Linked DNA regions of Homo sapiens: regions 2, 3, 4 and 5 are each linked to region 1. A link is a contact called in ENCODE Hi-C or POLR2A ChIA-PET data. All regions are on one chromosome and are shown on one strand. Each heading gives the region's core, a stretch centred on a gene start or an enhancer-like site at or near the end of the contact. The rest is flanking DNA. Distances are from core to core; before and after follow the strand shown. Region 1 holds the start of BTF3 (basic transcription factor 3). Region 2 holds the start of GCNT4 (glucosaminyl (N-acetyl) transferase 4). Region 3 holds the start of HMGCR (3-hydroxy-3-methylglutaryl-CoA reductase). Region 4 holds the start of ENC1 (ectodermal-neural cortex 1). Region 5 has its middle 43 kb from the start of LINC01331.

Region 1 (3,990 bases), core at 783-3,282:
TCAAAAATCAAAATTTTGGCCAGGTATCGTGGCTCATGCCTGTACTACCAGCACTTTGGGAGGCCCAGATGGGAGGATGGCTTGATCCCAGGAGTTTGAGACCAGCCTGGGCAACATAGCAAGACCTCCATCTCTAAATAGAAAAGCACAAAAACCAAACCAAAACAGAACGTAAAAAGAAAATCAAAATTTTCTTTTTTACTATTAAGTAATCTTTTATATTTTCAACACGCAGCAAACTTTTAAATTCATGAAAGAACAGGAGAAAAAAGTAGGAACGAGGGGAAAATTAAAAAGTCATAAGCCAGGGAAAGTGGTGCACACCTGTAGTTTCAGCTTCTCAAGTGGCTGAGACTGAAGGATCCTTTGAGCGCAGGAGTTTGAGCCCAGCCTAAGCAACAAAGTGAGACCCCATCTCTTTTAATTTTTTTAAAGTTTTATATTTTTTAAAAAAATTATAAAAATAAAATTAGCAGCATCCCTGGTTTCAAAAAGTAGAAATAAATAAATAAATAAAAGTAGCTCACAATATTTCCTGAAAACAGGTGTATTAAAAGGGCAGAGGAGAGGGAAGGCAAAGAAAAAGAAAAAAAAGGTGGCAGGTTACATACATACAATCTTGTCTCTATAAAAGCTCAGAAAACATCACGTGACTAGGAAGTTTCAAATGCCTCCAATATAACATGGAGGAGAGGAAAAAAACTGTTCCTGGACAAAGATACACATTTCTTCCAAAAGGGGGAGTCTTTCTATATATTTTGTAATATCTCCAGAGCACAGCATAATGTTGGTACTGCCATTTTGGCCTTTGTCATTAGGAAGGTAACCCACATAAGCCTAACTACAAACACCCTTACCTGTACTAAAACTTCACTCATATTTAACTGAAGCAACATTGTTTTTTGTAAATATAACTGTAACAATTATTCTAAAAGGCAATACAGCTGTCCTCACCAGTTATGTTCTTGAGACATCAGTTGCAACAAACTTATATGTAAAAAGTATTCAAAAAGTTTAAACATTGATCTTAACTGGAGAGGGGTCTGCACTTGAACAAGTTTTCTTGCTACACACATTGCATTCTAAGATTTCGGACTCACTTTTGAATATGCAAAGACATTTCATGGTTAAGACCACAAAAAGGCTGATCAGAGAACATTTTTATTTAAATTGCCATTTTAAATATCAGTCGTTTTATCTTAAAGCTTGTCCTGGGTTTAACAAAGTTTAACTCACATCCACGCGTTGTCTCTCCAAACACAGCAGGCAGAAATTCTCCTTTGATTGGATTAAGATAGATAAAGTCTGCTTAACCGTGAATCGCTAATTGTCAAATCCATGCCAATTCGGTACCTAGGAGTCAATTTTTTTGCCTGATAAACAAGATAATTGTGTGGACCGTTTTAAGGTGGTTAGTCATCTGCTAAATTGGCTGAAATGCGGATTACCCAGTTCCTTCGTCGTACAGAGTTGCATTCTGAGGAGTGGGGCTCGGGGATACAGCCCCCAGAAATTCTGAACCTCGGTCCCGCAATCTACCACACCACCTAACCTTGGAAGGCCAAACTAACTTCACTATTTTTGACAAAATGCTTTGGTAATGGCTCATTCGGGCCGAGAGGGAAATTCTGCAATTCTCCAACCCACACCTCCAGCAAGGGGAGAGCTGCTTGAGTGGTGAGCACAAGCTGGGCACCTCCGGCGTCTCCAGGAAACGTGAATAGGCCCTTTCTTCGGAGGGCACAGAACTTCAGGATCAGGGCCCAATGGAGACTGAGCGGACTTAACCCTAACTGTGCACAGGACCGCGCTCTCCGACCCCTTTGTGGCCTCTCCCAGAGGTACGGGCTGCGCCCCAAGCCAGCAGTCTCTCGTAGGGCCTACAGCCGGCAGCCGCTGGAGCAGGAGGAGGAGAATAGGGACTCGCTGGACCATCACAAACGCTGTCGCGCGTGCGCAGGGAGGAACCGAGTTCGCGGCGAAGTCAGTTTCCTGACTCTTGAAGGAAGTGGCCTTGTGTCACTTCCGGCCTCCCTTTAGCTGCCATCTTGCGTCCCCGCGTGTGTGCGCCTAATCTCAGGTGGTCCACCCGAGACCCCTTGAGCACCAACCCTAGTCCCCCGCGCGGCCCCTTATTCGCTCCGACAAGGTACAAAAAGGCTCTGGACGGCGGCGTGGTAGGAGGACGGGAGCGGGGGCGGGAAGTTCCCTGAAGGAGCGAGACAGGGAGGGACAGGGCAGAGGAGGAGAGGAAGGCGATGCGACGGACAGGCGCACCCGCTCAGGCTGACTCTCGGGGGCGAGGTCGAGCCAGGGGCGGCTGCCCTGGGGGCGAGGCGACGCTGTCTCAACCTCCACCTCGCGGCGGAACCCGAGGACAGGAGCCTCAGGTACCGCGAGGCTTGCGGAGAGTGGCCGGGCCGGGCAGGCCCTGGCTAGGCCGAGGCCAGGCCAGGGCCAGGGGTGGGGGGTGCTGGCCAGGCGTGGGGTAGAGCCTTTCATCCGGGCCTGCCAAGAGCGGGGAGCTGTGGGGGAGTGGTGGGGAGGCGGGTGCTCTTTGGGCTCCCTGGAAACCCAAATTTGGAGCTTTGCGGGGTGGATTTGGGATCCAGGTTTCGGCCTGTGTAGGACGTTTATTTTCCTGCTGGTATCTTGGGAAATAACGAGCATGGAATGCTAGAGTGAGCTAAACCTATCCTTGCTGAGGATTTCCTCTTTTTCTAGATGAAAGAAACAATCATGAACCAGGAAAAACTCGCCAAACTGCAGGCACAAGTGCGCATTGGTGGGAAAGTAAGTTTTAATAGTTCGGGTTTGTGGGTTTTTTTTTTAAGGTTTAGGTATTTTAAAAAACATATTCCTTTTGCGCTTCTTATATTATCGGTGACAAACTTTGCCTATCGAGGGAAATTCACGGAGCTAGCAAATCTCGAGGAGCGGGGGAGACGAGGGTTGGAGACACATCAGTGAGACGAGCTAAAAACATCGCCTTTGTGTAAACATGTTTGTGTTTTCAGTGTTACAGAGTGTAAGTAGAACACAAAAGTGTTTCCTAATTTAATTAGTAAGGAAAATGTGTCATTTCAGTTAGATCGTTGTGCACATCATACCCTTGACTTGTTTTGGCCTGAGTTTTCTAAAGTCAGTGCTTGTTTGTCTCTCTTGTAAATTGAGACCTTTCTGTACTGCTTTCTGAACTAAATATTCTTTAGGGTAGTTGCATATTTCAAGGGTATTTGAAGATACGGGTACATTTTGGAGTTTAAGAGCAGTGACTATTAGATTTGAAAATATAACCCAAGTAGGTATCTTTCCTGTTCTGACTTTGTATTACTGTAAAAATGAGGGAATTAAAGTGACTGATTTTTAAATGATCAGTTTTTGATTAATTGTTTTTTTCCTGGTGGATACTGATTCACATCAAGGGGATTCTTTTTTGAAGCTGATTTTTAGATTGTCCTGTAATTAATAAGAAGTCCACTGTAGACAGAGGTCTACCTAGTTTGTATTGTTAGCACATTCTTAGTATTTAACAAGGTGTGGTAGCTTGTTGAAACAGAGCATGTCTTTACTTGGTAAAACTTGTAAAGCTTCCATGGTACATGTTTATTACCTTTTAGTTTTTCCCAACTTTAAGCGTTTAACTTAGAGTTAGCTGTGAGATAGCCAGAAGTTGCACTTAGACTTAAATAATAATATACAGCTTTGTTAAATTACTGAACTTTGCCAGCGGTGAATTTATCCTGATTTTTTTTTACTTTTTATTTTTGTTAACGTTAGCCATCTTCAGGATCCACACCCACACATTTAACAACATTAGATGTTTCTTGTCCTCTTTAATCAATTGTTATCAGACTGTGGCCTTCAAGTGCCAGCAAAACTCAAATTTTTTGTGTCTCAGTGTTTGGATGCTCTTATATTGGTGTTTTTAACCACTCTTACTTTCAGTACAGTTTCAGAAGGAGTAATTTGAATAATGTGCTTATGTGC
Region 2 (3,796 bases), core at 999-3,498, 1.6 Mb after region 1:
AAAATACCATCGCAATCCAAGGGGGAGGGGATCCAGACATCCTGTGTGTTCAGCTTCTCCTTCCAACTCGCTCCATCGCATTCACATATGTCTAAGGCTCCCTCATCTTAAAGTACCTAGCCCTCCGTCCCACCTCTCACTCTGGGAGCAGCTTCCAGTCCTCAGACACCACCGCCTCGCCCCACCCCATCCACCCCAGGATTCAGACCACACCCCTCGTACAGAGGACCACCATCTGTGGAGAGTCAGCCAGCGAGTGCACTATGTGGCCACTAGGGAAGCCATTCCACTTAGGAGCCTCGAAAGCTGCCCAGACCCAATAAAACCAAACTTGTCTTTCCTCCTCCAATGTTCCCTGTTTCCGTAAATACCAGCACCCAAGCTTAGAGGGAGTCACGCTGCACTCTCACACCCTACACAAAACTCATCTGCTCTCACACCCTACACAAAACTCAGCCCCAGGTCTCTCCAGAGCCGGCCTTGAATCCGCCCAACGTGTCATCCCTACTGGCACTACCTCAGTCTCAACTGCCAGGCCTCCTGCACCCTCTGACCCAGCCCTGTCTACTTAGGGGCTCCTCAAGTCCATTCTCCACGGGGCAGCTGGAGTTTTGTTTTGCTTTTAATCCATATCTCATCTGCGTACTATCAGGTGTGAAACTGTCCTGAGGATCCACTCGCCACAATGCCCCTTGGCATCACCTGGCAGTGGTATCTGCTGGCCTCCCCGGTGCCATTCTCCATCCTCCCCTCAGGTCATACTGAACCTGTCTTTTCTTCCACCTCTCAGGCTCTCCTCTCCTCTGGTCTCAGCACACACCATTCCCGGGGATGGGAATACTCCCCTTTCTCACCTCTCCCCTCCCCCATGGCTGCTTAGTTTACACAGCTCCCACTCATCCTTGAGCCCACCTTCAGTCTCCCCAGCAAGGCCTCCTGCCTCAGCACAGATGCAGTGAGCTGCAGCACATCTGCGCCTCACAGCAGCCAATGCGCTGTTCACATTGGGACAGTTCACAGCCTGGTTCACAGCCAGTGCTCAACACAGGTGGCCTGAAGAACTCACTTTTCAGCCTTGCTTTGCTCATTTTTACTGTCTCACTGCTTTCTTCCCGCCTTGTAGCCTAAGAAGGAAATCCCCTGAAGCTGACTCCGTTTTACCTCTCCTATGTGGTGCTGTGATAAGCCCCAGGTCACCAGGTCATGCTCCCAGCACCCGTGGGTCAAGGATGAGGCAGAAACAGCACCGTCAGGTACAGGGCCCTCTACCTGCTCTCTCTCCCTCTCCCTTCCTAGAAAACAACCATAGGTCATTCAAAGTCAGTTTGGGAAGCACCTGTATTTATGGCCTGCTTATCTTGAAGGCACTTGGCCAGGTGCCATAAAGTGCTAACTCTGACTGCCCGACTATGCCATTCACCCCACCTACCTCTGTGCAGGAGATGTGACATTTAGCAAATCAGTATAAACTTTTTCCCCCAAAGAAAAGAGTATAAACCTTCTCATCCCACCACCACCCCGCAGCAGGAAACTCCTTTCAGTCTCCCCATAGAAAATTCAGCGGCCACACAGTTCCTTGGCTATTGTTTCTCTCCTGATACCAGAAAGAGATAAATCAACAACACATCTTAACTGGTCATTTCTCACACAAAATTGGATCCTTAGAAAGTGCAACATAGGATATGCTCTCTATAATGATTCACTTTTTCACTTTTAAAGATTTTACTTCCTTAAGAGACTATCAACAAAAGCTGTCAGAATGAACTGTTAGTTTCTAGAATGTTTTAGGCTTATTGATGCTTTAATAGGGACATGTTTTATGAATGCAAGATCAAAAAGGGCGACTTCTGTCTACTCACATGAGACAATTAAACGCATTATATTAGCCCCAACTCTGTTAATCTTCTGGTTTGTTGTTCTTCCATTTTTAAAGACAAAAAAAAAAAAAAAAAGAAAAAGAAAAAAATGAATTTAAAAAGTGCCCCAAGGCCAATATCGCCTCTCTGCCTGCCCAACGAGGGGACAATACACTGTTTCCCAGACTACGTGACTCGGAAAACTTCCCCGTCAGGGAAAGCTGAGTCTTTAAATTTACAAAACACCCACTCGCCCCGTTTACCTAGCACCGTTTCCTACGTGAAGACTGCAAATGGACTCGAGCGTCCCGTTTCTCGGCTCGGATCCCAGAAGCTCCCGACCCGCTGTGGTAGGCACCGCCACCTCGCAGGCAGACGATCCCGGCCCGCTCTGCGGCACAAAAAACTTGACCTTAAAAAGCCCAGAAACTGGTCTCTGGGAAGGGCGCGGCCTGGGAGGCGCGGCCCGCAGCTTCCGCCCCCAAAGAACAACTCGGAGGCCCCCTCCAGCCCCGGTTGCCCTGGCGCAGAAGCCGCGGTAGCAGTCCTTTCAGGCGCCCCGCGTCCCTGTCCCGAAGCCCAGGGGCGGGGGCTCGGGCAGCATCGCTTGTCCCCTCTGGTCCAGGGCTGCGGAGAAGCGGCAAGCGGCTCCGAAAGGCAAGCGTCACGAAGCCGGGCTCAGTAGCTCCCCCGGGCCCCCTGCGCCTCGCAGCGGCGCGGGCCAGGCTGGGCGGCGCTGGGCTCTGAAGGGCCAGGACGGCGGGATGCCCCTGCTCCCGGCAAGGGCGCGCCCACGAGCCGCTTCTTGGCACTTGGGGAGAGTCCCGGGAAAGCCCGGCGCCGGCGCGCTCGCGACTCCAGCCTGGCGGCTCCACTCCGCCCGCGAGCCCAGGAAGCCGGCTCCGCGGCCCGCGCCCGTTATCCAGGACACGCTCCGCGCCCGCCGCCCGCTGCCCTTTCCCCCCGCTGGCCTCGGGGAACTTCCCCGCGTCTGGCCGCAGGCGGCGGCTGCCGCGGGGAGCCCCGAAGTTGCGGCGTCTGCTAGGCGCGCGCCGGGTCGCCCACCCGGCCCGTGACGCTGTGTCCGTCCGCCGCGCGCTCTGGTGGCCCCGGGGCTCCTGCAGGCGCGGAGAGAGGCCGGGGTTCAGCCCGGTTCCCCGCGCGGCTCCGAGAGGGCGCCCCCGCCTGCCGCCTGGAGATGGACGCGGCGCCGAAGTTTTCCCCGGCGGGAAAACGAAAGTCGTGAGGAGCAGAGGGTCGGGGCGTCCCGGCGGAGACGAGGCTGAGACCGGGTTAACATCTCCAGCCCCGGGCGACCCTCGCTCCCCCGCGTGGCCAAGTCGACTTACGAGAGGGAGCGGGCCAGCCCCGAACGCGGGGTCCGTGCGGCTGCGGAGGCCGCCCCGGCGGGGGCCGAGGGTTGCGCTCTGGGTTCCCAGGCTCTCCGCGGCGGCTCGCTCTCGCCGCGCTCCTCCGTCGCCCTGCTGGGGAGCCGCTCTCGCCCGGCCCGGGGTGGGAGAGCGCTGAGCGGCCCCCGTGACGTGCGGAGAAAGTAGGAGCGCCTCCGCGCTCCCGCAGAGGGAGCTCCCTGCCCTGCGCTCCCAGTCCCCGGGCCGCGCTTCGGACAAAGTTCTCAGGCGCGCGCGGTGATCTCGGCTCTCCGCCGCTGCCCGGAGCGTCATCCACGTTCGGTTCCCTCCCACATTAGACAAGAAATCTGAGGTCAGGAGAGCTAAGTAACTTGCCCAAAGTCGCTCACAAGGCAGTGACGAAGCAAACTCACATCCGCGGCTCCTTTTTTCTCCTTGAACGCCGGGCTCTGCGGAGGCTCAGGCCCTGCAGGAATCGCCCAACCAGACAGAAGGCAGCTCGCTCTCATGGGTGAGACGAGGAGTGTCCCACGCAGCCGCGAGAAATATTATCAGCAGCGTGGGAAGGTG
Region 3 (3,986 bases), core at 1,200-3,699, 1.8 Mb after region 1:
ACGAAAAACTCCGGACGCGCTGCCTTAAGAGCTATAACACTCACCGCGAAGGTCTGCAGCTTCACTCCTGAGCCAGCGAGACCACGAACCCACCAGAAGAAAGAAACTCCGAACACATCTGAACATCACAAGGGACAGACTCCAGACGCGCCACCTTAAGAGCTGTTAACACTCACCGCGAGAGTCCACGGCTTCATTCTTGAAGTCAGTGAGACCAAGAACCCTCCAATTCCGGACCCATTACTGCACGCCCGCCTGGGCTCTGTCTCTAAAAATAAAAAAATTATACTTTTATAAACTCTTTCCTTGAAGGGTTAAATGCATATGAGGAAGCGGCACATGGACTTCCTTGGCGCTTCCCCCACCCTCCCTTTCTACCTTGTGTCCATACCAAATTTTGTGATTTATCACTAAGTACAAATTATTAGTTAAGTGCTATAAAGATTCTTTTGAAATACCTTTTGGGAAGGATATAGAATTTATTTTAAGAGCATAAAACTAGACAACTGGTGTTTCTTTATTGCTTGCTTTGGAACTCATATTCCTATTGGAGTTCCCAATTAGGCAGTTTGCGAATGAAAATTTCTAAATCTTGGGCTAAAGCCTGTTTTGGTAACAACTTTAGTCCTTATTTGAATTACATTAGTAGGCATGTGTACAACCTGTAACTTCTGAGATATTTGGTCCTTGAGACTTCTAGCGGCATTAAAAATATGACAGGTTCTAGGCTCTCGGTACTTACACACTTTTCTCTCTTTTTTTTTTTTTTTTTTGACAAGGCTGCTAAGAGAACACTGCAATCTTTGGGTAGTTCACCCGTTTTCTTTACTGTGCAAGGTTCATAAAGGCAGGCACTATGTCTGTCATGTTTGTCACTATATCTCCCATGCCAACCACAGTGTGTACTTCACATAATGAGCATTTCAAAGGCAACATTTGGTAAAGAGATATGAATGAAGGTCTTACACTGAAGCAGTGGGGAACAGTAGAACCAGCCTAAGCATTAGATCTGGGTTCAAATTCCAGTTTTGCTCATTATCTATGTGATCTACAGCAAGTTGCTTGACAAACTTTAATTTTTACTTTTTTGTAAAATGGGAATAATACCTATTATATAAGGATTATAAGAATCTATAATCATTTATTAAAACTAAGGAGTGTTTAGTGTTTTCTTCGTAATGTGTTTCAAAATATGGGCTTTAAAAATTGAGTGAAATACAATTCCTGTCCTTAATAAATTTCCACATACGATAGTAAGACAAATAAAAAAATACTACGGAAATTTTATGGGTTTTCAAGGTCGGGAGTGATGATGTGTTTGAGGGAATTAGGAAAGGAGGTGGCATATGAAAAAGTCCTTAAGGGATATTTAGGATCTCAGCAGTTAAAATGGGTAGGCATATCCAAGGTAAACAAAGAGAACATAAGCAGGGAGGTAAAAAGGTACTGAGTGTGACTGAAGAAGGGCCAGTTACTCCTGGCTGAACTGTAAGGTTCGCACAGGAAAGTAGAGATACGTCAGAAATGTGTGGTGGGGCCATATTAGTGGTGACAGGTTCTTTCTTTAATCCAGTAGACAATGAGAAACGCTGATTTGGGTCTATGGCATAATAGGAAGTAGTATGCCACATACTGCATGTGGGAGTTCTGCAGGACAGATTGGGAAGTGCATGCGTGTAAGACTGGGAAGACCAGTTAGGAGAGGCTATTGCACTGTTTTAAGTAAGACATAATAAAGCCCTGCACCAGGCGGAGAGCAGAAGGAACGCACAGAAGACGCAGGAGAGGCACATTTCAGAGAGAATCCAGTATGCAATGGATGTCGCACACAAGAGAGAGAGACGCAGGTGACCGGAGCCATTTACACTAATGGGTAAATCTCGGGAAAGCGCTGGTTTCGGCTACCGGCCAGTTACAGGTTTGAGGTGCCCGTCGCCGCCACCTTCCCTTTTTTTATATTCCTCTTTTTCTCATGGCCGCCTCCGCTTCCCTCCATCTCTCCCGCGCTAGTAACTGAGCTTTCAGTCATCGACCTGACCCTGCGTTTTCCCTCACGCTCCGATTCTGCTTCCTATCACTGCCTCCTACTGTACTATCACAGCCAGGACGAGCACGGGTCAGGCACTGAGGCTGTGGGACACTCCACCCGCCTGGTCCCCTATCGCCTCCGCCTAGGCAGCTGCCATGCGTGCGCCCCCACAGCTCTAGGACCAATAGGCAGGCCCTAGTGCTGGGACTCGAACGGCTATTGGTTGGCCGAGCCGTGGTGAGAGATGGTGCGGTGCCTGTTCTTGGCCCTGCAGAGAGCTGTGGGCGGTTGTTAAGGCGACCGTTCGTGACGTAGCGCCGTCAGGCCGAGCAGCCCCCAGGCGATTGGCTAGACAATCGAACGATCCTCTCTTATTGGTCGAAGGCTCGTCCAGCTCCGAGCGTGCGTAAGGTGAGGGCTCCTTCCGCTCCGCGACTGCGTTAACTGGAGCCAGGCTGAGCGTCGGCGCCGGGGTTCGGTGGCCTCTAGTGAGATCTGGAGGTGAGGCGGGCGGTGACCGAGAAGAGGGGCAGGGGCGGCGGGGAGCGGGGCGGAGATGGGTGGGAGCGGGGTTTGGGCTGTGTTGGTGGCAATTCTGGAGCTTCCCTCGGCCCTGGGAAGTGGCTACCGGCAGCTCCTGCGGACCTGGAGGGGGCTGCGGTTGCGCTTTGTCGGTGTGGCAGCTCGGACCCGCGGGGACTGCAAGGAATGTCCTTGAGGCCCGGCAGGCCGAGCGGCGGCCGGCATCAGTGCCGGAGTAACCCGGGGTCCCGGGGTGGGCTTGAGAGGCGGGCGGCGGTCTGGCCTCTTCGTGACTGCGGTCATCATCGGTGGACCCGCGGGGCGTAGCTGCGTTCATCGTCCCTGTTCAGTCAGAGTAGGCAGTGCTGGCTGCACGGTCACGAAAATCGGGGCGGAAAGGGTGTCAGGCAGGGTGACCTCGGAGGCCCCTGGATTCGAGAAATGCTAGGGGTCTATGGGGCTGTCGGGCCGGCAGCTCGCAGGGCAGACGGGAGAAGCGCCTGCATCCCGGGATCCGGGCATTCACGCCCAGGAACTGCTGTTCGTTAGCACCTTTCTTTTAGGTGACGGGAAAGATCTCTGTAAATACTGCTGACTAACTTAGAACCATGAAAGAACCGTGGATTGGTGTAGATGTGTCTGGTTATTTACAGGAGAACGGCTTGAGAGGATGCGGAGCCCAACGTGGGGATTCGCACAATGACTCAAAAGATTCTTCTCCCTCTTTTTTTTTTTTTTTTTTTGGTAAGGGGTGTAGTCTCCTTGGTGCTGATATTCTTTTAGGAAAAATGTACCTTGGAGATACAAATATAGAACAGTTAATTTCTGCAGTAGGAGGAGGTCGATGTACTCCATTCTTAAGTAGTCGTTTGAAATATTTCAGGATTTGAGGATATTCCTTCTTAGACATGGTCCTGCAGAGTCGTAGGAAGCATTTGTTTCTGGGCTATACTAAATGTGCATGATTTCGGCGTCCCACAAGGTAGAGAATGTACTTTTTGTTTACTTATGAATTTATTTTCCTCTCCATGCAGTGAAAGGCATTTTGCAATTTAGAGATAATCTAGCAAAGACCTGGACAGTACTTTGGGGATAGGCTGGATTTTGCAGGCCTGCTTTGTTGTAGTGTTCTTCCAGAACTTATGATAAACTTGGTGGCCAAAACAAATGGGAATTAGTAACATGAAGGTTAAACAAAATTGCACATAGGTTACAGCATTAACATGAAAATTGTCGGGTATGTGGGATAACCATTTCAAGATAAGAGTGTGAGTATGCGTGCATGCACACACTCTTTGTATTCCTTTATGGTCTAGTTTCTAGACTATAGATAGCCACATTATGGAATTACATGGTCTACTTAGGTTGACCCATGTGAAATTGCCAGTATTTAAAATTCAACTAACCTACAAAAATAGCAGTTTCATATGATTCC
Region 4 (4,402 bases), core at 355-2,854, 1.1 Mb after region 1:
GTCAAAATCACAATCAACATTCTTGCAACAATGTTTGATTAAAATAAAAAGTAAACTTGGAAACCCAAGAGGAAATACTTGCTTTCTGGTTTAAAACTGTGCAAACCTCAAAATATCAGCAGAAACCATGTATACAAGTCACTGAACACACCTTCAACATAAAATGAATCATCTTTCGAGCATTTTTAAGCCCCCAGAGAAATCACATTTGCATACCAAGTAAGTGGCCAAGAAAATGCACACATGTACTTAACCTACGTCTGCAAAGAAGACAGAGAAAGGGCTGCTATTACTGTGAACATCAAAAGGGCTTCAGTTACAGTAACTTCAGTTCACTTCATGCTCCTAACTCAGGCTCTCTGCCTCCAATGCTTAGCGTCCCGCACCCTTCTCCAGGTTTTGAACCTGATCTCAATCCAATCAAAAGAGAAACTAAGCAGATTTTTTTCTGGGCATTTACATTACCGGTAACAATAGAACATTATAAAGATCTTGTTAACAAAAGTAGCTTCTTGCCAGAGTCTTTTTATTAACACTTGCAACGCTATTTAACAAGCTGGCCATGCCTGTGTGACACCAAACCGCATGTGGATAAATTCAGTGTTTCATCTCCAGGCCCACCAATTCCTATCCTTTGTAACTAATAATGTTAACACGACAGATCAAGAAACTAGTTTTTCAGAAAGCAGTTTTCATTCATTCTCTATAGACATTTCCGCCGCAGTGAACATGCCCGCACTCAGGGTGTCTGTGCATGGCCCCAACTTTCCTCCAAGCCGGGGAGGATGCAACGTGGGCCAACCATCCCGCGCGCTCGGCCCTGGAGGCTGCGGGGAGCGACGCAGCGCGACATTCACCCCCAGGAAAGCGCTGCTTTCCGCAGAGGAGAGAGGCTGACTGTATCCTTAGCTCGGCTCCTCGCTTCCCCAGCGGCTCGCCCCAGACATTGCACCGCGGAGGGGAGGCCGGTCGACCTCTCCGGCGATGCCCGGCTTCTGCCTGCTGTGGGAGGGCAGCGGCGGGCACCGTGATCTCCGCACCGAGAAGAGCTCCCCTTGCCCTCTAGTCGAAGCTCCCGAGTGCTCGGAGCACGCTCACCCCTCGCGAACACACCCCTGCAGCCGAAGCAGCCCCTGAAGCCCGCAGCGCCTGCAACAGGTCCGGGGCAGTGGGGGAAACTTACAGCAGTGGCGACTGGCCGCAACGCACAACTGAGTTCTAGCGACGGTCACGGGCAAGGAGGCGACGAACCGGTCGTCTCAGCCCAGGGAAGCGGTGGCGAATGCCCCGGAGAAAGGAGGGCCAGCCGGGGAGAGGACTGCGCCCCGAACGATGGCTCGCGGACCGGCTACCGATGGCGTTCGCCTCCGTCTGTCGTCCCCACGCCGCGGACCCGGTGTCCAGGACCCGCAGAGCGTCTCCGGAGCGCGTCACGGTAGGGCAGAGCAAGCCTGCCACTGCAGGCGCCGCGGAAGGAGGCGGGCTGTGCGCTCGGGGGAGGGAGCTAGAAAGCGCCTTGTGTGCCGGCGGCCGCCAGGCGTCTGGACCGGGTCTCCGCAGCGCCACCGCCGCACCGCCTCCTCTCCGGCTGCCAGAGCAGTCTGCGCCCCGCCGCCGTGCGCCCCGCTATAAGTGGCGCGGCGGGGAGGGGAGGGGGCGCGTATGCAAAGAGACCGACACCGGGGGAGGGAGGAAGCGCATTAGCGCGGCCTGTGGTGTAGGAGGAGGAAGAGGAGGAGAAGGAGTGGGAGGAGGAGAGGAGCTAGAGAAGAGCGTGTCGGGGGAGTTAATCGGGAGAGGAAGCGGGAGAGGGGGGCTGCGGGGAGTGCAGAGAGACAAAGCGGACGCACTGTCTCAGCCGCTGGCAGCTGCAACCCCGGGAACCGAGAATAAAATAAGTTTTCCCGGGTTCGAGTGTCTGCGCCTCTTTGGGCCAGCCTGGTTAATGGACAGCCCCGGATCTGAGGGACCCACCTTAGGGGAGCGCAGCCCGGGGCTGTGCGCTTGGTGATGCCAGAGCCCGCGAGATGCTCTAAAAAGGGCTGCAAGGGGCGAGCTGGGTATCCGCAGGACAGGCCCTGGGCACGCATAGACAGCGCCTTGGGTAGGACACCCAGAGTGGGGAGAGATAGTGGCAATGGACGGGCAAAAGTCTGGACAGTTTAGGGACACTCGGGTTGAGCAAGCCAGGACGTTTAAGTTTCTTGCTGGCAGAGAGCCAAAGAGACTCCAGCCCCAGGCATTTCCTATGTGTCCTCCCTCCCCACTCCCCAGTGGGTGCGGCACCCCCGGCTGGACTCTGCCCTAAGCCAGGCGACTGCAGGGGCAGCCGGGGCGCAGTCCTGCGGGGCGCGCACCACGTGCTTTTCAGCCAATCGCCGCGGCCGCTTGATTCAAAGTGAACTCCTCAAAGCAGCAGCCACGCCGCCTCCTCTCCTAGCGATTAAGCCTCCATCACCTTCTCCTGTTTTTTATCGCTCGGTGGTGTTAGTTTGGAGTTCAGTAAAGAAATGGCCCAGCACACACACACGTTTAATAGTCCCGCGTGTCAGGAGAAGGGAAGGCGATTCGAAAAATAATCTCGCGTGGTGATCACTTTTACGAATCCCATTTATCTTTGCAACTAGAGGCTTGTCTTTCCACTGGGAGTTAAAATATCTGTCTTTTATTCGGTATTTGGAGCTAAGTCTATAAATGAACGGGATAGATGACCGGTCCAGCCCCCTTGTTTTACAGGTGGGGAACCGAGGCCCAGGGAGATGTGAATTGCCTGGCTCGTAGTCACTTAGCAACAATGTCCCAGCTCTGCAGCTCGAGAGTGAGGGCCCCACGACAGAGTTTATTCCGTCCCCGGGTCCCCGCGTCCCCAAGCGCCCGCGCTTCGCCTCCCAGCTTGCTTTAAAACACTAGGCGCAGGAGCGATTTAAACTGGCTAAGGAGGCCCCACATGGCGCTTCCAGAGTCCAGACTGCTGAAACCAAGACTGTCAGTTCTTCATTCTAATTTCATTTTCCTTTATCCTTGTTCCTTCCTGGTATTTGCGCCGAGAAATTTCGCTCCTTGCAAACAAAGAAAGACAGTGCCCTCTGAAGTCCTTTGTTAGCATTAACTCGGCAGCCTCACCACGAACCTTTCAATATATATATTTTTTAATGCAGAGTCTCGGCTTGAGGCTGATTCACAGAGACAGCCCGGATCAATTCATGTCAAGAACCACGTATGGAGAGCCAGGGGGGCTGCGAGGTTAGGAGAGGGCTGGCAAGCAGCACCCAGGTTCTGAAGCAAAGACCAGACAGATGGAAACTCTGTAGACTCCAGAGATAGGTGCTGAAAAGATGGGAGGCGGAAATGTGTAACTATTGCACATATGTCTTTTTAAAACATGTTTCTGTAGCCTGTGGCAAGGTGTGGGGGAGCTCATCAAGGCAGCCACCAACGCACCTTTTAGACACCTCCTAGACCCACTCTGTCTGCTTCCTTTGTGAGTCAAATCTACCTAAAACGGCACCTAGATGACCTTGCCTAGAAATGGACTATGTACATAGCTCAGCTGGTTGGTTGGGGATTTTGCCACAGGAAGCGACAGAACTAGGGACAGGTATGTATCTTTACCACCTAGAAATTGCGGGATGTCCTTAACCAAGGGAACAGCAAAGTTCAGATCCCTTTGCAAAGAACTTTGCTAAGCAGGCAGGGCTGAGAAAGGAAAGAAATCCGCTGGCCATTGTGTCACCATCCGCTGGTGCCACTTTCCTGTATCTTTTCTACCTAATGTTGCCACTTTCTATGCTTCAATAGAAGAAAGGGAAAAAAAGCTGTAGACTGGAAAATCTTGAAATGCATTCAGTGACCGTATACATTCGCTTCATCTGCCTCGGGGAGATAAGCAATACAAGAGAAAAGAAATTAGCTTATGTAAGTCCTAAAAACTGGAAAACATTTTCCTGCTGAAAGTCACAAGAACTAAACTTGCAAGTTTGGAAATCATGGGTGCTACTGATGACCTCCTACAAACTGTACTCTGGTTTGCTTGAGCCAATCTATGACTAGTTTTCGGGCAGTTGGGCAGTTTTTAATGCTTATCTCAGCTGAAAATGATTTGCAAGTTAGCAAATTTATGATCATAGCAATTCAAACGGTGTAATCCCACAGCATCTCTCAGCCAATCCTAAAGGTAACTCTTATCACCCCACTCACACAAAGAAAAGCTGAGCAAGTCTTCATTTTGTACAGGAAGAAACTTCTAAACAGGGCTGTCATCAAAACTGGACGACCATAGACATAGCAGATATCTGAGTCACAAACAAGTCAGGAAATGCTGCTTACACTGTATCCGCATTACACAATAGCCAACACTTCACACAAGACATTAGGCCAGTCCTGTAGGCCCTTGGGAGCAGGT
Region 5 (4,237 bases), core at 852-3,351, 1.1 Mb after region 1:
GGAAACAAAGCCTCAGGCCTCAGATTCCAGAAAGGCACCAGCTTGGTGACAGCCCGCGCCCACTGGCAGCCCAGCCCTCACCTGCACTGCTTTTTCACAAGAGCCCAGTTGGAAAGCCCACGGGTTGGGCCATAGAACTTGGTGCATTTTGCTGCAGCTTTGTGTTTTGGAGGGCAATATCATTCGTGGCCTGGAGGGCAGTATCAACATCAGAAGAGCGTGTTTACTTAGGTGTGGCAAGGCTGGTTTCATGTATTAGATTAGGAGGCAATTTGCTTACCCTGTCAACCACTCTAGCCATCTCTTTGTTTTGGTGTTTGTGTGCCTTAATGTTTTGTGCCCATTGGTTTGTGTGGCTGAAGGGGGATAAGTTGCAGTGCAGGTGCGTAAGAGCGGTCTCTCAATAGATTATTTCAGATAATCTACAGTCATCCCTTGGTATCTGAGGAAGATTGGTTCCAGGACTCCCCACAGATACCAAAACTCACAAATGTTCAAGTCTTTGGCATAAAATGCTATAGTATTTGCATAGAACCCTTGCACATCCTCCCAGTATACTTTAAATCATCTCTAAATTACTTATGATACCCAATAAAATGTAAATACTATGTTAATCATTGTTATACTACGTTGGTTAGGGAATGATGACAAGGAAAAAAAAAACATCTGTACCTATTCAGTACAGAGGCAATTTTTTTTTTTTCAAATATTTTCCATCCATGTTGGTTGAATCGTTGGCTGCAGAACCCATGAATACAGAGGACCAACTGTACTTCAAATGAAATGATCCATTTTTAATATAAAACAAGCTTTTCAGTGGAAAGTAATAGACCATTAACTAAATCGTATGTCTGGTCCTACCAAACTTCTGCTTGCAAGACATTTAGACTACCTTCACATTTTCTGATTTCCACTTTGCTTTGATACCACGAAAATTTTCTTGCCTGGGAACATATATTATACAAGCGGAAAATCAGTCAAGAGATCATTGAATATTAATTCTCTGTCATTATGTGCCCAACACAGATGCCTTAGGAGTTAAACAGAGGCATGCATATGCTCGACTTAAGACACTGTGTCACCAACCTCCTCCCCTTCTTCATCAGAGGCAAGAGAGAGCCCACAGACAGCAAGCAACCCACCCTTGCCCAGCAGTGACAGGAGCAAGCCCCGTGCCCAGAGACTGCTAAGACCAGCCTTATCATTACAACCTTTTTGGAGAATCTTGCTGAAAGGCTGGGCGCTCTGAAGAGAAGCATGGCATCAGTAAGGGACCAGATTGCCAGTGTTTGCGTCCTGGCCTTGCTGCTTACTAGCTATTCCCCTCAGGCTAGTTTCCAATCTCTCAGCACCTCAGCTTCTTCATCTGTAAAATGGGGATAAACACGGCACCTATTTCATGATGTGATTGTGAAATGTCACTGATTTAATACATGTGAAGCAACTAAAATAGTGCCTAAGTTATAGGAAATGCTTATTATTATTATTATTTGAAAATTACACTACTCAACAATTATACAAAAAAAAAAATCTGTTTTTCCCCTAATCTCTCTAAACAAAGGCACTAAAACTCAAAGAGTTAGTAACAGAGAGAAATAGAACTTTGGTGGTCACAGAAACACTCAACATGGTAGCCACAATCCTAAAACTATGTGTAACAGAAGTAAACCCAGATAGAAATAGCCTTCTTAAGGCAGAGTTCTACAAAGGGGATCCCCGGATTTTCATGCTCTGAGCCCTGATACTGACTTTCAACATCTTGGCGTGTCTACCAAATCAGGTACCTCAATACGACATTACCTAAGAGTTCCTTAACTCACAACCCTGTGAGGACAACAAAAGATACTGTTAGAACAACAAAAAAAAAACGCTCTCCATGAGAATTATGCACAGTTTACTTTGCATGGGTACCATGTATGTGTGCATTTTAAATAAACATAAAGTGTGTATAACTGCTTTTGATCTCAGTTTTAATTTCTCTTTAGCACAAAACCAGTCATAATTTCTTCCCTTGTGATAAACAGGATTGATCAAGATGTGGAGCCTCATTTGTGTTTCCCCAGTTGTTCAGACGATGCCTCTCAGTGTGCACCGCCGGCTTCCGGGCCCTTGTTTCCAACCACAAGTAGTCCTTAGTCTTTGTGGCTTGCTAACCCCAGGAATGACAGCACAGTGTTATCGCTTGTACTCCCAGTAACCACTCTCTCTCTGTCTTACTGTATTGTCCAGCAAATGGAAGGTGTGGCAGCTAAACCCCTTTTTAGTCAGAAAGAACCACTTCCTGCTTAAAGTGAGAGCTAAAAGTGAATCTCTCGTTGTACAAAAATATGGATCCGGGCTGGGCACAGTGGCCCACGCCTATAATCCCAGCACTTTGGGAGGCCAAGGCGGGCAGATCACTTGAGGTCAGGAGTTTGAGGCCAGCCTAACCAACATGGTAAAACCCCATCTGTACTAAAAATACAAAAATTAGCCGGGCATGGTGGCAGGCACCTGTCATCCCAGCTACTCAGGAGTCTGAGGCAGGAGAATCACTTGAACCTGGGAGGCGGAGGTTGCAGTGAGTTGAGATCGCTCCACTGCCCTCCAGCCAGGGCAACAGAGCAATACTCCGTCTCAAATTTATATATATATGCCATGATGCTTTCTCTGAAACTTGAAGATTCTTCTGGCCACAGGAGCAGAAAGTCACTGTTTGATTTTGGGGGGCGCAATATTGTACGAGGGGCTTTCATTTCAGGCAAAGTCTCTCCCAACTTTTTCCTTTCCATGCTTACTGAAAAAAGAAAACCACTCCTAGATACTTGCTCCAGATTCTCTGCTGGAACCAGGCCATGCCCAAGCTCTCCAAAGAGCCTCTGTGAAGCCCCGGCTTTCCAGTTTTGAGGACCCTCGATCTTGAGGTGGTCTTCCTACCCTCAGATTTGGCTAATGTGGGAGGCGAGTTGAGGAATTTTATTTAAAAGCAATATTACTGTTGAACCTTGACTACTAGTCATGAACAAGTTTGCCACTAAAAACAGCAACACTGGAGCCCCACCCTCAAGCTTGAGGCCCCAAGCCACATGGCCTGCTCATCCCCTATTTCTCATGTAGGATCTGTGTTTGTTCCCACACAAATAATTCCCCAGAAGCCTGTGTAGCAGAAATGTGGATAACGTAGTAGTTCTTCACATTTGGGGGAACATAAAGGTATTTAAAGGAATAGACCTATTCTCTAGAAAAAGTATACATCACAAAATTTGCATGAAATTTTGAAAAGCTTTGCACCCATCACCTCCACAGCCCTCTTGGACTTTAAGAGATCTGTGGGACCTGAACCACAGATGGAAGTCAGGGTGAAGGATATACGGAAAGTGTTTACTTCCCCAGGGAGAATGGGAAGCCAGCCCCCACCTGCATTCCAAGAAAAGTCTGTCACCCCATCTTTCATACTTGGTTGATTGTTCCTGGGAACCAACTATGAAAGAACTCAGCTCAAGTAGCAGTGGATTGGGTGCAGGGGGGTTTCAGGAAAAGCACCATCTCGAGATCCTTCTCAGGGACTTGCAGTGAGGAGAGGAAGCCTCGAGCCTCTGCTGCCCACCACAGAAGGCTTAAGCTGCAAACCTTGGAAACTGTCAGGCTATCAGTCGAATTCTCATGAAACACATACTCTGCCTCTAGCTGGAACTAGGTGCTATGGGAAAAGGGGCATTTCCAAAAAAATGCATAAGACAAAGTCACTATCTTGAGTAGATCAAAATCTCTTTGGTGATTGCAAAACACACTTCATTTTAAAAAAACAAAGAGCAAAGCCCTATGGTCAGAGGTCCATCATGGTCTAAATCCAGAATATATTATATCTGGAATATATATACCTAGAATATAGACACCTAGGTCCAAGAGAGCAGAAAGGCTTCCCGGAGAGGGTGGAGCCTAAACTGGACTTATTTTATGTTTCCCTCTGACTACTGTTGTCTTCAAAGAACACTGTCTTCTACCCCACCTCCACCTTAATCCACTAGAATCTGTTTCTCAAATATTGTCTTAGCAACCCGTTTACTGATTAACACTGACAAGCCAAACAGGCCAGCATCAATGCTGCCGCCGAACTCTGACCTCTGGCTCTGGGCTGCTTTTCTTTTTTTTTTTTTTTTTCATTTTGAGATGGAGTTTCGCTCTTGTTGCCCAGGTTGGAGTTCAATGGCACAATCTCGGCTCACTGCAACCTCTGCCTCCCAGGTTCAAGCGATTC

Evidence for each region. A loop is a pair of places that touch in the nucleus more often than their neighbours do. ChIA-PET counts read pairs that join two places held with the same protein, here RNA polymerase II (POLR2A). Pooled maps may share reads with other maps.
Region 2: a pooled map shows a loop between it and region 1 (5-fold over the local background). The contact joins the promoter of GCNT4 here to the promoter of BTF3 in region 1. A Hi-C loop is called at or near these places in 10 of 50 pooled maps.
Region 3: a map of B cell shows a loop between it and region 1 (19-fold over the local background). The contact joins the promoter of HMGCR here to the promoter of BTF3 in region 1. A Hi-C loop is called at or near these places in 2 of 168 maps with a recorded cell type or tissue (B cell and naive thymus-derived CD4-positive, alpha-beta T cell), 1 of 37 single-sample maps with no recorded cell type and 11 of 50 pooled maps. POLR2A ChIA-PET finds 5 or more read pairs at or near these places in 1 of 52 experiments (PC-3).
Region 4: a map with no recorded cell type shows a loop between it and region 1 (11-fold over the local background). The contact joins the promoter of ENC1 here to the promoter of BTF3 in region 1. A Hi-C loop is called at or near these places in 4 of 37 single-sample maps with no recorded cell type and 11 of 50 pooled maps.
Region 5: a loop to region 1 is called in a pooled map, with 12 times the contacts of the local background. The contact joins the enhancer-like site here to the promoter of BTF3 in region 1. A Hi-C loop is called at or near these places in 8 of 50 pooled maps.

Annotation. Positions count from the first base shown.
Region 1 is chr5:73,496,410-73,500,399 of GRCh38, forward strand. BTF3 (basic transcription factor 3) reads left to right here and starts at 2,033. Exons shown (of 6, transcript NM_001037637.2): 1 at 2,033-2,390; 2 at 2,725-2,793. The coding sequence starts at 2,259. It overlaps BTF3-DT (BTF3 divergent transcript), which reads right to left and starts at 1,911. Exons shown (of 1, transcript NR_186388.1): 1 at 1,144-1,911. RefSeq lists enhancers at 1,868-1,927, 1,958-2,257, 2,021-2,831 and a silencer at 2,468-2,517.
Region 2 is chr5:75,050,310-75,054,105 of GRCh38, forward strand. It overlaps GCNT4 (glucosaminyl (N-acetyl) transferase 4), which reads right to left and starts at 2,249. Exons shown (of 4, transcript NM_001366737.1): 1 at 2,120-2,249; 2 at 1,860-1,918. RefSeq lists silencers at 2,496-2,745, 2,966-3,015, 3,136-3,505.
Region 3 is chr5:75,334,771-75,338,756 of GRCh38, forward strand. HMGCR (3-hydroxy-3-methylglutaryl-CoA reductase) reads left to right here and starts at 2,450. Exons shown (of 20, transcript NM_000859.3): 1 at 2,450-2,530. RefSeq lists enhancers at 2,361-2,921, 2,922-3,480 and a silencer at 2,562-2,681.
Region 4 is chr5:74,639,124-74,643,525 of GRCh38, forward strand. It overlaps ENC1 (ectodermal-neural cortex 1), which reads right to left and starts at 1,605. Exons shown (of 3, transcript NM_003633.4): 1 at 1,184-1,605. It also overlaps a transcript of HEXB not described here. RefSeq lists enhancers at 1,054-1,413, 1,875-2,590, 2,591-3,304 and silencers at 1,454-1,713, 4,221-4,402.
Region 5 is chr5:74,577,175-74,581,411 of GRCh38, forward strand. No RefSeq gene overlaps it. Among named protein-coding and RNA genes, the nearest start is that of LINC01331, 43 kb to the left of the region's middle. RefSeq lists an enhancer at 171-340. Within about 2 kb of position 2,102, at least 4 of the 41 ENCODE cell types and tissues checked have a DNase peak (open chromatin) inside an H3K27ac peak, as active enhancers do.